Linked DNA regions of Homo sapiens: region 1 is linked to region 2. Evidence: chromatin loops called from intact Hi-C (ENCODE). Cell type or tissue: CD14-positive monocyte. All regions are shown on one strand.

Evidence for each region. Hi-C counts contacts between places; a loop is a spot of excess contacts. Peaks named below come from ENCODE experiments on the same cell type or tissue, not always from the same donor. Only the 100,000 strongest peaks of a DNase experiment are listed, where the experiment ranks them.
Region 1: a loop joins it to region 2, with 5 times the contacts of the local background. A loop is called at or near these places in 86 of 110 quality-filtered maps.

The regions. Positions count from the first base shown.
Region 1 is chr11:124,418,255-124,426,254 of GRCh38, forward strand. It overlaps OR8B4 (olfactory receptor family 8 subfamily B member 4), which reads right to left and starts at 6,617. Exons shown (of 1, transcript NM_001005196.1): 1 at 5,688-6,617. The coding sequence starts at 6,617. The coding sequence ends at 5,688. In CD14-positive monocyte, no CTCF peak of the experiment used is centred here; no DNase peak of the experiment used is centred here.
Region 2 is chr11:124,582,752-124,590,751 of GRCh38, forward strand. No RefSeq gene overlaps it. Among named protein-coding and RNA genes, the nearest start is that of OR8A1, 17 kb to the left of the region's middle. In CD14-positive monocyte, CTCF peaks have their summits at 3,678 (motif pointing left) and 3,877; a DNase peak (open chromatin) is centred at 3,680.

The DNA.
Region 1 (8,000 bases), 160 kb before region 2:
TTCTTCTTTTTCTCTGAATTAGGAGAGACAGCAGCTGATATATATTACTAATGTTGAAAGAACAAGCTCTTGAATGTATTTATTATCTCTACTGTTTTTTTTCTAATTCAATATTTTCTGATTTTAACTTTATTAATTCCTACTCTGTTTTCTTTTAATTTTACTACATCTTTTTCTGACCCATAAGTTAATTGTTTATTTATCTTTATTGCTTGTTTAATATAATATTTAAAATTATTTTTCTGTTTTAGCTGTATACTATCTCATAAATTATAAAAGGTTACATTTTCATAGCTTTTTTCTAGGCATTCTGCAATTTTATATTTTTTCTTTGATCTGCAAGTAGCTTAAAAGAAAATGTTAAATATCAAAGTAATAAAGTATTTTTGCTTTCTAATTACATAATTATGCTTTAGTTTTATTGCATGATGATCAAAGAACATTGATGGGACTATTTTTAATATATCAAATTTATTGAAGTTTGCTTTTGTGACCTAATATTCACTCTTCATGTGACTGTTTTTTGACCCTTTGATTAAAAGGTATGTTTTTAATATCTAGGACACAGAACTACACATACACACACACACACACACACACACATACACATAAAAAATTGGATGTTTATATAGAAAAAACTAATTTATGTAAGTAATTAGATTTATCTCTCTATTATCTTCTTGACATTTTCTACATCTTTTATCTTTTTCTATAAACCTGCTTTATCAGAGACTAAAAGCTGTAATTTAAAGTTCCCTTCCAATAATGTTAATTTCTCTTATAACTCCTGATGTTCTACTATGTGGTGCAGAGAGACTCATAACCATTACATATTTATTGTAAATTGTATCCTATACCATTATAACGCTTTTGCATTTAACATTTTTTGACTGAATTTCCATTCTGACTGAAAGTCAGCCTGTTTGTTTGCTTGTTTGTTTATATTTACCTGTTATATCTTTAGTCACCATTTTATTTTCAATCTTTCTGAATCACCTGGTTATAGATGGGTTTCTTGTATGCCACATAGAGTTGTATTCTGCTCTTTGATCCAGTCTGACTCGTGTTCTTTTAACAAAGAAGTTAGAACATTTACCTTTTTTAATTTGACAGACAAAATTGTGTGTATTTATCATGTACAGCATGATGTTTTGAAGTACATTTACAATGTAGAATGGCTAAATCTAGCTAGTTAACAAATACATTGCCTCACATGGGTGTCATTTAATACACAGTACCCCCTTATTCTTAGGGGATATATTCTAAGTCTCCAGTAGATACCTGAAATCACAGATAGTACCAAACCCTATTTGCCATCAACTGGAACACCATTTTCTGTTCATGTCTTCCACATGCTATTCTGTGAAATTGTGAGTCATCTAGCCTAAATTTTCCTGTCAAATTTCCCTATTAGCTGACAATGAGCCCTCCTTCCATGGCCCTTGTATTTTACTCATGGTTCTCCAGAGAGAAAGAATCAACTGGATTAGATAGCTCAGAGATATAAATATAGATTAGATATAGATATAGATAGATAGATGAGAGGGGATTTATTAGGGAAAATGGCTCAAATGATTATGGAGGCTGAGAATTTCTATGACAAGCTGTCTGCAAGCTGGAGATTCTGAGATGTCAGCAGTGTGGATCAGTCCAAGTGTGAAAACCTCAGAACCAGGAAAGCCAATGGGTTAACTCTCAGTCCAAGCCCAAAGACCTGAGAATCCAGGGACCACTGGAGTTTGTCCTGGAGTCCCAAAGCCAAAGAGTTTGCAGTTCTGATATCCAAGGACTGGAGAACAGTTTCCCAGCTCCAAGAGAGAGAGGAAATCCTTTTCTCTGCGTTTTCTGTTCTGTCTGGGCCCCCAGCCGACTGAATGATGCCCACTCACATTGAGGGCAGGTTTTCCCCACTGGGTCCACTGACTCACATGCCAGCCTCCTCTGGAAACACCCTCACACTCACACACCCAGCAGTTCCCTAGGTGTTCCTTAATTCAGTCAAGTTGACACCTAAAATTAACGAGTAGAGCCCTATTTGAGTTGCACTTTGTGTCCTCTCAGACACTCTATTTTTCATATGGTTTCCAATAACCCACTACCAGAGCAAGAGGGGTCATTTCAAATCATAAGAAAATGAGAGCTTCAATTACCAGAAGTCCTTGTGCTAAAAGTGCAGAGACAGCTCTAATGTGGGAAATTTGGCAATATTAATCACTCACTCCCCCTTTCCTGTGGGTCTAATTAGTGAGAATGACTGGAGCCAAAAGAGGATGAAAATACCATTGCATCTTTATTCATAGCCATGCTGAAGAGGCAAAGATGTCAGGACTCGCACCTCCCTCTCAGAACCCGGACTCTAACTTAACCCAGTAGGAGACAGCAGTAGAGGTTAGGATTGAAATAGCACAGATTCTGGCTTGTCCTCACCATGAGCTTGCCTTACGTTAGTACCAATAGTTTGGTGATGAAGACACTGGGCACATTTCCATCAATGACCAACTTGTCAGTCTTTTTCAATCTTACCTGTCCAATTAATCTAACCTTCTCTCACAGAGTGGACAAAGTAAGAAAGCAAAAATATGGATAGAGTGTATTCACTTCTAAATTGTTCCCTCCTGGCAAGTGGTATTCTATCCTTTGGTGGATACTGCTAGTTGTCTGCACAATAGCCATGTTAGCACCTTCTTCCTTAGCAACAAAATTCTGTTGTTTAAGGATGATAATGCTATCAAGTGAAATGCTAAGTTTCTCAGCCTCCTTTGCAGGTAGGGATAGTTAATAACTTGTCAGTAGCAGTCATACGTTAAATAGGTAAAGTACCCATTTGCTTATGCTTACCCCTGTGTCTTCCTGCTGCTTGAAATATGGACAAAATCTTAAGAGCTCTAGTGGCCATCTGGAAATCATGATGCATTATTGAGAATGAAATCTCTAGCTAGAAAGAAGAGAAAAAAGATGGAGAGAGAGACTGAGTGCTTGATGACTCAGCACTGTCAAATCAGTCCTGGACTGCCCACCTCTGGATGCCGTTTATGTTGGAGGACAATAAACACTTATATGTTTCAGCCACTGCAGTCAGACTTTGGTTACCAGCAGCTGAAGTGGTTTGTAAATGATACATTTCTGCTGTGGAAGTGTGAGGGGAGAAAGGGCACTACGCATCTAAGCTAAGAGTTAACGCTGAGTCTGCCACGGACATCCTCTCATCTGCCTCTTGAGCACAGGGAAACCACGTCCTTTTCCTTCCAAAGATCCACTGGAAGTTCTCCTTGTACTCTCGCTCTTCCTACTTGGAGGGTCACTTACCTATATTCTCCCACATGGTTAGAAATGTGAGAGACAACAGTTTACTCCTCCTGATACTCCAAAACTATGTCATCACTTAATCGTTAAACAATTCTATTTGAACATCAATGTTAATAAGACTTGCGTGTTTCCAGTTTACAACTGATTACAGATTCTGATTGTAGCTCAGGGTCAGAGTTATAGATTTGAAAGTCACCATCAAATGCGTGGTTGTTGAAGTCACCTGAGTCAGAGAAATGCCTCAGGAAGAGCCCAGAAGAGAAGGAGACCAAGAACTGAACCTAGAGGAATCTCAACCTTAAGGATGCTTCCTAAAGAGAAAAAAGTAGCCTTGCTAGAAATTAAAACGTCATGACGTGAGGAGATGATGGAGTCGTGGTCTTGTGACAGAAGGACTCATTTAGGACAGATCTGACACTCAGTTTCAACTTACTTCTCTGTTACTGTAATGCCACAGCCCTCAACCCTCCTTCTATTTGTTTAACACTGTGAGAACAAACAATTCCTTAACGTCAACCCAAAACAATATGCAAGATGACCCATCCTTGGTTTGAGACAGAAGTGCAGGCCTTCTGAATTTATTTAATGTTGCATTTTCTGTGGAAGCAGTAGATGCTCTTATTTGGCTTTACAAGAGCCAAGAAAAGTCTCTCTGAGTTTTTGTCATGTAAGATCCTCAGTCAAAAAGGAACTTCTTTCCAAAAGAGCCAAGCCAGTGTCTCATTAAGTCAAACATACTTTCACGGCTACTCACCCCAGTGCCAATATGGAGTGAATGCAGGGAAAGTTATTCTTGGACTTTGATGCATTGATTACATAATTGTTCCTTTCCATTCATATCCTATGCCCTGACTTAGTTCTTGTTCCCGCTCATTTATACCAATGGTAATTGTTTTTTTTTCTTTATCCGTATCAAAGTAGATTTACTTTTGTCCTTCCTTATTCTTGATTCTTTTCTAATATCCCAAGACCCCCATGGACCTAGACACAGACAGTCCACTGGAGGGTGGGATTCAGCAAGGCCCAGAGGACTGACCAGCAGTGGTTGAGTAAGGTATTAAATCAATTCCAATGAATGAATTAATATATTTAAGGTACCTCAAATGGTGCACAAACACATGGTGCAAGTTCAGTAACTGTTAAGTGTCATTATTATCATAATCAAAGCATAATCCAAGTATCAGAGTTTTTCTCCTCCAAAGATCTTCCTCTAGCAGATTTGGAGAAGATAGATAGAGTTTGTCTCACGTCTCCTGTTGGTCAGACCTGTGCTGCAGTTGCTTCTCTGCCCTGCTCTCAGCTCTCCCTCAGAATGTCTCCTGGCCACGAGCTGGAGCACTGAACTCTTCAATGTAGAACAGCAGAACCTTTAGCAGAGTAATACAGAGTGGTCTTTGGCACTCAAAATCCAGATCCCTTCCAGACTCCCTGAGAGTGGGACGTGTAATATGACTCCTCTTTCTTTCCGATTCTATATTGATTAACTGTAATACACATACAGACACACACACACACACACACACACACATATAAACATGCACACACGTTGTCAGAACTGTAAAATCTAAATCCACTTTAAAGAATAAGCAATCTTCCTAAAATCCAGTAGTGTGCTTAGTATCTCCAGAGCAAGGCAGAGGCCACATTTTACAGATCATGCAAATCCGTGGAGTTCTTCCTTGTTTCTTCTTCCAGCCTGAGTCTCCGGAGCCTAAGAAATTGGCCCAATTACACAGGATCACTTACCCCTGATTACCATTCCAAGGCCCAGAAGCTTTAGAACTTTGAAATAAAAGATTTGGATTTGATTTATCCTTACAGAGCAGATCATAGAAAATTCTTGTGTGAGGGCTTCTTTTATGTACATACATGTATATGAAAAGGAGGGTTTATGATCTTCCTGACCAAGCAACCTCCTGAAGAGCTGGATATATAATCATATTAGCACTGGCACCAAGGTATCTACCATTGATCTTTAATAAGTCTGCTTATGTAACTAAAGAGAAAACACTCCTCAACCTTTATACCACCACCTGCCCCTTGTTCCAGCCAGAAACGTTCTTGCTCAGAAAAACCCATTTAGCCTACCAAGAAAAGAATGGAAGGCATGGAGCCTCATCTTACTCATCTCTTGGGCCTAATACAGAGTTCAGTAAACAAAAGGCATTTCATAGACACTAACTTGCAGGCAGTGAGCCAATTTAATTGTTGCAAAATAATATAGTCCTCAAGGAGAGTATAGGAAAGAGATTTCCAATTTTTAAAAGTGGAGAGGAGACCCTCTTTGAGGAAAAATATTAAAATTCCTCCGCCTATAAATAGAAAGACACTTGAGTATCATGCTTACCGAGAATCGGTTGCCAGTGATATGAAGAGACCCATTAGAAGAGCACTCTCTTCAGGGTTTTGCCCAGGGCAAGTTTATCATCCTTATTCCTCAAACTGTAGATCGAAGGGTTAAGCATGGGAACCACATTGGTGTAAAAGACTGAGGCAAATCTGCCATGGTTCATAGAGCCAGGAAAAGATGTTGTTAAGTAGGTGAATGTCCCTGACCCAAAAAACAGAGCAACAGCAATTATGTGGGAGCCCCATGTGCTAAAGGCTTTGGATCTGCCCTCTGCAGAAGGAATACAGAGGATGTTGGAGAGTATCAAAGCGTAAGAGATGACGATGCTTATGCTGGATAGCATGGTGATTACTCCAACAACAATGAAAAATACCAGCTCACTGACATGGGTGCTGGTGCAGGAGAGCTGCAAGAGGGGGAGAACGTCACACAGATAATGGTCAATGACGTTGGAATCACAGAAGGTCAGTCGCAGCATGCTTCCAGTGTGGGCCATGGCCCCAGCAAACCCTACCACATAGGAACCAAACATCAGCAGAAAGCAGACCCTTGGGGACATGGTGACCATGTAGAGCAGGGGGTTGCAGATGGCCACATAGCGATCATAGGCCATTGATACCAACACATAGCACTCAGAATTGACAAAGAAACAGAAGAAAAATAGCTGAGTCATACATCCCACATAAGAGATGATACTTTCTGAAACAAAGTCATTCAGCATTTTGGGGGTAAACACACAGGAATAACAGAGATCTATAAAGGACAAGTTGAAGAGGAAAAAGTACATGGGGGTGTGAAGGCTAGGATTTATCCCAATTAAGGTGATCAAGCCCAAGTTGCCCACCACAGTGAACACATAGATCCCTAAGAATAGAAGGAAAAGAGGGAGCTGGAGCTCTGGCTGTTCTGATAATCCCACAAGGATAAACTCAGTCACTGAGGAGCTGTTTCTCAGAGTCATTCTCTCTTGGCGAGCTGTCTGGGGAAGCAGAGGGCAAAACACAAAGAGTCATGACAGGCACAAGCATGGCTAAGGGAAGAAGACTCTAGTGGACCAGCCAGTGTGCAGATGCCCTCTCTTCCATCCTCCCTCATCTACACACCTCCCCACCCTGAGGTATTAACAACGTGTCTGTGAGAGGATCTCAGCTCTGCTGGGCCGATCATGAATTCAAGCTAGCATCTGTTACCATGGGCAGCAAGAATTCCGTCTCTGCTTGAGAGATGACGAGGGAGACAACACACCTGAATTGGCTGCCCAGGGACTCTCAGAAAGACACCCTGAGAACCAAGAGTACAACCTGGGCCGCTGCCTCAAGAGCTGAGAGACCAGAGCTCTCAAGGTCACCAGGATGCCCTCCCATTCTCTGCCTCCGTCTCCCAACTAGATAGTGGATTTCCATCTGGAGAGAAAGCCAAGAGTGTTACCTGCTGGCTCTTTACATCCCACCCGCCTCCTCGAAGACCCTCCATTCCATCTCACCTCAGGGTCAGTGTTGAGAGCAGAGACGGGATCCATACTTCCCAGAGCCCTTGGTTGTGGGTTTCAAAGAGACCATCAGGAAAGACAGGATTCGGACCTTCACCTTCCTTCTCCCGGGCCCCACTCAGTGCTGGGCCTTACGCCATCTCTTTTTCCATTAGCCAGAAAGAGAAAATGGTGCTGCTTGTGCAGAAAGCACACAGCCTTGCGTATTACCTCTTTTGACTCCCTTGGTGCTGAGAATCAGAGCTTTTACAGACCCCAGGCTCCAAGGTGCTCAAGGAATAGACCATGGTTTCTGTTTGTGGATTTTCCCAGGTGGTCTTGACAACTTCAGGAAAAAAAACTAGGAACTCTCATTTTGACCAGAACCCCAGCTGTCATATCACAGAGGAATTTAAGCTGCTTGACGATCTCAGGGACCTGATTAGACACAGTTTCCCCTGGGAATTTCTCCAAGATCTGTCTCTATAGGGAAGGAATTGCACTGTCTTTGTTTACAGCCTGGATAACGGTGCTTACCTAGCATCTTGGGAGTGGGGGTTCCACTCAAACTTTCCCTCTACTCCAGGGATTTCATGTTATTCAGTGCTGAGTTTGGGGACTCATTTTTTCCTTTCTCATTAACTCTCAGAGCCTAAGCTTGAATTTAAGAGTGAATAGCCCCAACCTAAGCCACCATCTCCAAATCTTCACAGGGAGCTATGAGAGTAGGACCCCTCAGAAAAGGTCAGATCAGATCTACAGAGAGCACCTCAGATAAAAGGCTTCTTGGACCATGCGCTGCTCAGAACAGAAACCACACCACCTCCACCACAAACACCACCTACTCGCAGCTCTAATAAGGGCCGCAGACAGGCC
Region 2 (8,000 bases):
TAGGGAGTGAGAAAAGTGCCCAGCAGCACAGCAGCCCTCTCAGATGCCTGTGACTGCTCATCAACCCCCACCCTCCTCCTGGTAAGGTGGAAACAGCTTTTCCCTTCCTCTTCCACATCATACTCTTGCTATGTTTATTCTTGTTTTTCTCTTCCAGACTCTTTCTGTTGGTACAGTAAGGCAAAAAAAAAAAAAAAAGAAAGAAAGAAAATGAAAAAAAGCAAGAAAGAAAAAGAAAATGTACGAACAGACCAGATTCCAGAGACCAACATCCTTGGTAAAGAGTGTGGGGAAGTCTGTAGTCAATTTGCCTTACGAGAACTACATTTTAAGTGACTAACCTAAATATTAATGCCCTAATGTCAGCAAAACAACTATAAACACACATGCTTCCAATATAGATATCTATATTTGTATCAGCTCAAATTTTACTAAGATTCTTAAAATAATTTAGTGTATTCCCAAAATTATTACTGAAATCTAACAAAGTGAATGACATGATTACTATTTAAATGTTACACATGTGGTATAGGTAGCATTTGTATTTTAAACATTCACTGTGATAGCAGAGGACTATCTCTATGTGACACACAGGCACACACATAGATACCACACACCCTGTCTGTTAAAGTTCCTTAGGTAACCAATACGAGAGTAGCTCATTGCTCATTTGACAAGATTTATTTTATGGTACTTTGTTTTTAAATAATTATAGCTTTGCTTTTATGACAGGTAACTGGCCATATCTTTATTTATTTTATATTCAATCTTTATTCAGAAACCATGTCCTATTTTTTGACACTGTAACTATAGAAATTCGTGGTCAGATTTATGATACAAGAAAAACTCATTGCTATGAATCCTGAATGATGAATAGAAGATGACCAGAAAAGAATGGGCGAGGGTTTTGTAGGCAGAGAAGACAACATGAAAAAAAAGATACGGAGGCACAAAAAAACCCACGTATATTTAGGGAAGGGTAGATGATATTATGGTGAAATCACTGCATGTGTGGAAGCGTGAAATAGGGGAGCTTTGGCGCAACTGTTAATTTTATGCGTCGCTTTGACTGTATCATGTTAGATGGAAGAACGGCTTTGTTATTTCCTTTATCTGGACATTAAGTGCAAGAAAATGTGTACGGATGCTGAGTAAACAAGCGCTAAACTGTGATAGCTAATTTTATGTAACAGCTTGGCTGGGCTATGAAATCCAGCTGTTTGAGCAAACATTAGTCTAGCTGTTGCTGTGGGTGTGAATTTTATCTGTGATTAACTTTTATGGTCAGTTGACTTTAAGTAAAGCAGATTATAGCAGACTATCATGTAGCAGGCTTCGTCCAATCCATTGAAGAACAAAGGGCAAAGGAGTTTCCAGAGAAGAAGGAGTTCTGCCTCGAGACTGTGACATAGAAACCCACCTGAGTTTCCAGCCTTCTGGCCTGCCCTGTGAATTTGAGATTCCAAACTACAACATCAATTCTTACCTGAACTTCCAGGCTGTGCCTGCCCCACAAATTTCATATTTTCCAGTCCCCACAATCATGTGAGCCAATTCCATAAAACACAGGTCCCTGCAGACATACCATCCATCTATACAGTATATCTGTATAGATATATAGATAGATAGAGATACACAGATATAGGTAGGGTTCTGTTTCTCCGGAGAACCCGGACTGATACAAGAGGTTACAGGTGATAATTAATCATCCTCCCCTCCACACTCTGAGAATTGAGAAAGAAGAAGCCAGATAGAAAGAGATGAAGATTAGCCTAAACACTGATGAAGTTCATAGAAGGGCATAGCTTAGAGCTGCAGCCACAACAGGACTCCCTAATTCCGTCTGTGCTTCCCCAGATTAATTTTACAAACCTAGACACGAGCTGAGATGGCAACTGCAGCTCTTGTCTACGAAAGGAGAGCACTTAGAAGAGGAAGAAAGAGACTCCTGAGGACAGGGCTGTCCTAAAAAGAGAATGCTCAGGGGGCTCAGCCATCCTTAACCCATGCTGTTTCCCAGCCTCAAGAGGCAGGAGTCACTATTCTTTCTGGGGGTTGAGTCTAGTGGGGAGAAGGAAAAGAGAAGGGGCTCCTCCCACTCTTTACCTTCCTGAGGCACAGAAGGAGTAGGTATCCCATTAAACAGGCTGGTCTGCTTTGGGTTCAGTCACAGACGGGGCAATCATTTCCCCACAGCAAGTTTCCTTCTTGTGACATGTAAAATACTTGCTTGTAAAGTTCTGCTGTAGTTCAGTACTGTGCTATCTTACTTTTGAGATGAATTAATTTTTTTTAATGTTCTCAAAAGTAATTAAGAAACTTTAAGACACAGCTTCTACTTTTTCCCCGTTTAGCGTAGCTGTTTCTCTCTGCTAGTCAGAGTTTGGATCTGCCTCTGGGAGCCCAAGTGCAATTGGAGGGTAAATACACAAAGTGTGTCGCTCAAGTCAAGAGCAGCCAGAGACCTCTCAACCTAACAGCCTGAGTTTTCTTTTACATATTTCAGAGTCCTCAGTAAAAATCCAGAGAAGGCTCCCTCAGTTACTTCCTAGAGTTACTATAGAAAACAAGAAATTATGTCCTTTGAGTTTACACATGTAGCAACTTTAACAACCTCCATGTTCGATTTTGCTTCAACACTGAAAGCAATGAAAGGAGGTGCCTACCCTGTCTCCCTCCCCCATTTGGTTGATGCTAAGTGGGAATTCCTAGGCTAGATCTCTATAAAAATGGCCGAAATTCAGTAACACAATTTGTGGAGCTGGCAATTAGGCAGGGTCTTTACATTGTGCACATGACAAAGCCCTTTTCATATCGCCATCTTCAATTAAATTATATAAAATTATTCAAAGCTACTAAGATCTCTGTTTTCCTGAGTAATGGCAGGTAATGCCTTGAGAGAGCTTAAAATCAGTTGATATGGAGTAGAGAGGAAAAACTGTTCATTTGCTATTGGTTCCGGGGAGCAGTATTGTGCCCTTGAAGAACAGCAGGGAAGAGTCACACCATAAGCATGTGACGTTTTTCTTCTTTTCAGAGGTTCAAATTGGGGCATACACTCGCTGTTATTTTCAGAAAGGCAGAAGCTCTCTACACAAATGCATCATCCTTTTAGTCAGAAAACATTTAATGCCCTCATACTCTCAGCAATTCTAAGTAAAATAGGAAATAAAGAATAAATAATAGCCAGTCATTTTTTAGGTTTTCTTTAGAATATAAATTTATTGAATAATGCCTTAGTGCTTGCTAGAATTTACTTCTTAAAATAAGTATATACATGATATATAAATATATTTGTATACTATGTATATGTGTGTAAATATATTCCCCTTATTAAGTAAAAAAGTCTTTGTAAGAAGCTGTGTCTTAAGGTTTCTTAATTACTTTGGGGAATATTTAAAAATATGTATCTCAAAAGTAACAAATATATATATATGTGTATATATATATATATGTATATATATATATGTATATATATATATATGTGTGTATATATATATATATATGTGTATATATATATATACATATATATATATATGTGTATATATATATATACACATATATATATTTTCTTCCCATAAAAAGAGAAGATGCTATTTAAAAATCAGCATAGGCCTAAACATTTTTAATGTCAGTTCAGACAGGATGACTTTTTCTGCTGCTGCCACCTGGTGGCAGCTTGCCTAAAACTCAAGGAGCGTAACAAACATTCTCAGTAACTCCCTCTGGCCCAGGGAAAACCTGACAATTATACAGCAAGTTCTAAACCACAGAAAACCTAGATTTGAGATCCAAGTACATCTGTACAGGGAAGTTGCACTGCATATGAAGAGAGAGAAAAAATGATATAACAGTGAAAAGTTAGCACCAGCACTTGAATGTTGACAGGAAGAGAAATACACAAAACATTTTAAAAGTTTTTACAATAGAAAGAGGCCAGGCATGGTGGCTCACACCTGGAATTCCAATACTTTGGGAGGCCGAGGCAGGAAGATTGCTTGAGCCGGGAGTTCAAGACCAGGATGGACAACATAGCAAGACAGACCCCATCTCTACAAAATATAAAAATAAAATTAAAAAAGAAAAAGAATTGGGGGAAAATGTTTTAAGTTAATAAAGGCATACTCATGGTTTTGTTCAAGAAAGGAATTAGTAAAAAAAGAACATTCAAGGTACAAGAAAGAAATGAAAATCTGAGGATTTGACCTAAAATTCATATGGAACCAAAAAAGAGCCTGCATAGCCAAAGCAAGACAGCAAAGAGAACAAATCTGAGCATCACATTACCTGACTTCAAACTATACTATAAGGCCATAGTCACCAAAACAGCATGATACTGGTATTAAAAATAGGCACATAGACCAATGGAACAGAATAGAGAACCCAGAACCCAACACTTAGAGCCAGCTGATCTTCAACAAAGCAAACGGAAACATAAAGTGGGGAAAGGATGCCCTATTGAACAAATGGTGCTGGGATAATTGGCAAGCCACATGTAGAAGAATGAAACTGGATCCTCATCTCTCACCTTATACAAAAATCAACTCAAGATGGATCAAGGACTTAAATCTAAGACCTGAAACTATGAAAATTCTAGAAGATAACATTGGAAAACCCCTCCTAGACATTGACTTAAGCGAAGACTTCATGACCAAGAACCCAAAAGCAAATGCAACAAAAACAAAGATAAATAAATGGGACTTAATTAAACTAAAGAGCTTCTGCACAGCAAAAGGAACAGTCAGCAAGGTAAACAGACAACTCAGAGTGGGAGAAAATCTTCAAAATCTATACATTCAACAAAGACTAATATCCAGAATCTACAAGGAACTCAAATTAGCGACAAAAAAAACAAACAATCCCATCAAAAAGTGGGCTAAGGACATGAATAGACAATTCTCAAAAGAAAATACACAAATGGCTCACAAACATACGAAAAAAATGCTCAACATCACTAATGATCGGGGAAATGCAAATCAAAACCACAATGTGATACCAACTTACTCCTGCAAGAATGGTCATAATCAATAAATCAAAAAAAAAGATGTTGGTATGGATGCAGTGAAAAGGGAACACTTCTGTACTGCTGGTGGGAATGTAAACTAGTAAACCATTATGGAAAACAATGCAGAGAATCCTTAAATAACTAAAAGTAGAACTACCATCCGATCCAGCAATCCCACTACTGGGTATCTACAGAGGAAAATAAGTCATTATATGAAAAAGATACTTGCACGCACATGGTTATAGCAGCACAATTTGCAATTGCAAAAGTATGGAACCATCCCAAATGCCCATCAATCAACGAGTAGATAAAGAAATTGTGAGATATATATATAATCTCACATATATATGTGTGTGTGTGTGTGTGTGTGTGTGTGTGTATACACACACACACCATAGAATATGACTCAGCCATAAAACAGAATGGAATAATAACATTTGCAACAGCCTGGATGCAATTGGAGACCATTATTCTAAGTGAAATAACTCAGAAATGGAAAACCAAACATTGTATGTTCTCACTAATAAGTGGGAGCTAAGCCATGAGGATGCAAAGACATAAGAGTGATACAATGGACCTTGGGGACTCGAGGGAAGGGGTGGGAGGGGGCGAGGGATAAGAGACTACAAATTGGGTTCAGTGTACACTGCCTGGGTGATGAGTGCACCAAAATCTCACCAATCACCACTAAAGAACTTACTCATGTAACCAAATACCACCTGTTCCCAAAAAAACTATGGAAATAAAAAAATTTTTAAAAAAAGAAAGAAAACTTGAGGATTTGAAATACTTAGGATGGGAGGGGGCGGCACTAAGAGCACATGAAAGAGCGTTTGATCAAATTCAATACCTTCAATAGTTCAATCATTATTTTTAAATATTCAGTGAAATAGGAATCAATGACATATTCTAAAGGTAAATGTGAAAACATCCTTATAGTAAAAATATTAGATACATTCCCATTAAAGCCTGAACTAGACCAATATGTCTACTATCTCTTCTATTAATTAATATTGTAAAGTAGGGAACCAATGCAATTAGACAAGAGAAAGAAATTAAAGGCAAAAGAATCATAAAGGAAGAGGTACAACTATCTGTATAGGCAGATACTATTATTAATTTTTTGGAAATTCCAAAATAATCCATGAAACATACTAAAAACAATACCAGTTACGTTGCAGGAGTAAAATTAGAAATCAATATACTTCGTATACAAACAATAACCTGGTAGAACATGTCACAATAGATCTCATTACAATAGAAAATAAAATTTCTAATCAAAAATCTAGTTTAAAAATGTACAAAACCTACATGACTAAAAGTACGCACATACCTAAAGGACACAAAAGCATATCTAACAAACAGAAAGGCATACGGTGGTCTCCCATTGTCAGACTCAACACCAGAATGTATCAGTTAGTTCTAAGATTGTAAATGTAACATGATCTTGATAAATATAGTAGGAGGGTTTTTTTTGTTTTTTTTTTTTTTTTTTTTTTGTCTGGAGGAAGACAAACTGATAATGAAGTTCGTCTGAAAGAATAAATAGGCAAGAATACCATGGAAAATCCTGGGGGCATGAGGGATCACAACTTGTAGAAGCTAACCCTAACATACGTGAAAACAACATAATTAAAGCTTCTGTAATTAAAGCAAAATATTAGCACGTGAATGGGGTGGTAGTCCACTGGAACAGAATATAAAACAAATCAAAATGTAGTTTAATATTTGATGAAGGTAGCAACTAGAATCAACAGGGGAAAGGATAGGTTATCGTTTTTTAACGGTGAGGGTATAACTGGATAGCCTTATGAAAAATAATAAAATTAGATCTATTTCTCACACCACAAACAGTATAAATTTCAAATACATCCAAATGTAAAAATTAAATTCATACAAGTTCTGGAAAGGAAAATGAAACATAGACGAAGTTATTTATAACCTGAAAGTAGATTATACTTGGCAGACAATTATTCAAAACCCAGAGCCTATAAATAAAATTTTAATAAATGTGACTATATTCTAGAAAGCGCTTTTTGCCTGGAAAAAAATTGTAAGAAAAGTCAGAAGATAAAAAATGAGAAAAATCTATATGGAATTTATATCTCAGACAAAAAGCTAATATATTTAATAATGACCTTCTAGTATTTGAAAATAAAAAGACCTACAACCCAAGACAAAAATGAGCAAAAGACATAAATAGAGACTTCAGAGAAAATAGATATATTAATGGCTCTTGAACATATAAAAAGATATTCAACTTTTCTCATACAAGAAATGCACATTAAAACTATAGGAAAGATGCTTCAAGAAAAAGGAGGGTTGAGACTTTCTCTTCTAATCATGATGGAGTAACAGGGTCCTGACTTGCCCCCTACCCTAAATCATTAGAAAACCAGAAAAAAATGTGCAAAACAACTGTCTTCAGACATTGACAAAAGGTAGCAGAAGATTGTTATTCCAGAGGGAGAAAAGGGAAAACGAATGAGAATTTCCTGCTTAGAGGCAATTTCAGGAAGGCAGGGATCAGGAAGAAAAAGGGCTTGGTAGTCTCACTGAAGTGAAGAGACAGACGTGTTCAGGAAGGTCAGAGCAGCAGGAAGCTGTGGAGCAGAAAGTGAGAAGAGGGAGCTCTGCAAAAAAGAACCCCACAAATCTGCACAGAGGTCTACCGGAGACTTTGGCTTGATACCTAAGTTAAGCTTAAAAATGAACTTCAAAAAGATCAAATTGACCCTCAAGATGCTTAAAAGCCTTCCAAAAGAATTCCCAACACACCTTAAAGGAATATAACAAAATTTAGCACTCAACAACATAAAATCTATTATGTCCGTGCCTGATTGAAAATTACTAGATGTGGAAGAAACATAAAAATGTGACCTGTAGCCAGAAGAAATTTCTTAGCAGAAACATCCCAGAAATGACAGAGATGATGGAACTGGCAAATTGAGCTTTAAAATTAGCTATTATACGTTCAATATAGTCAATATTTTTT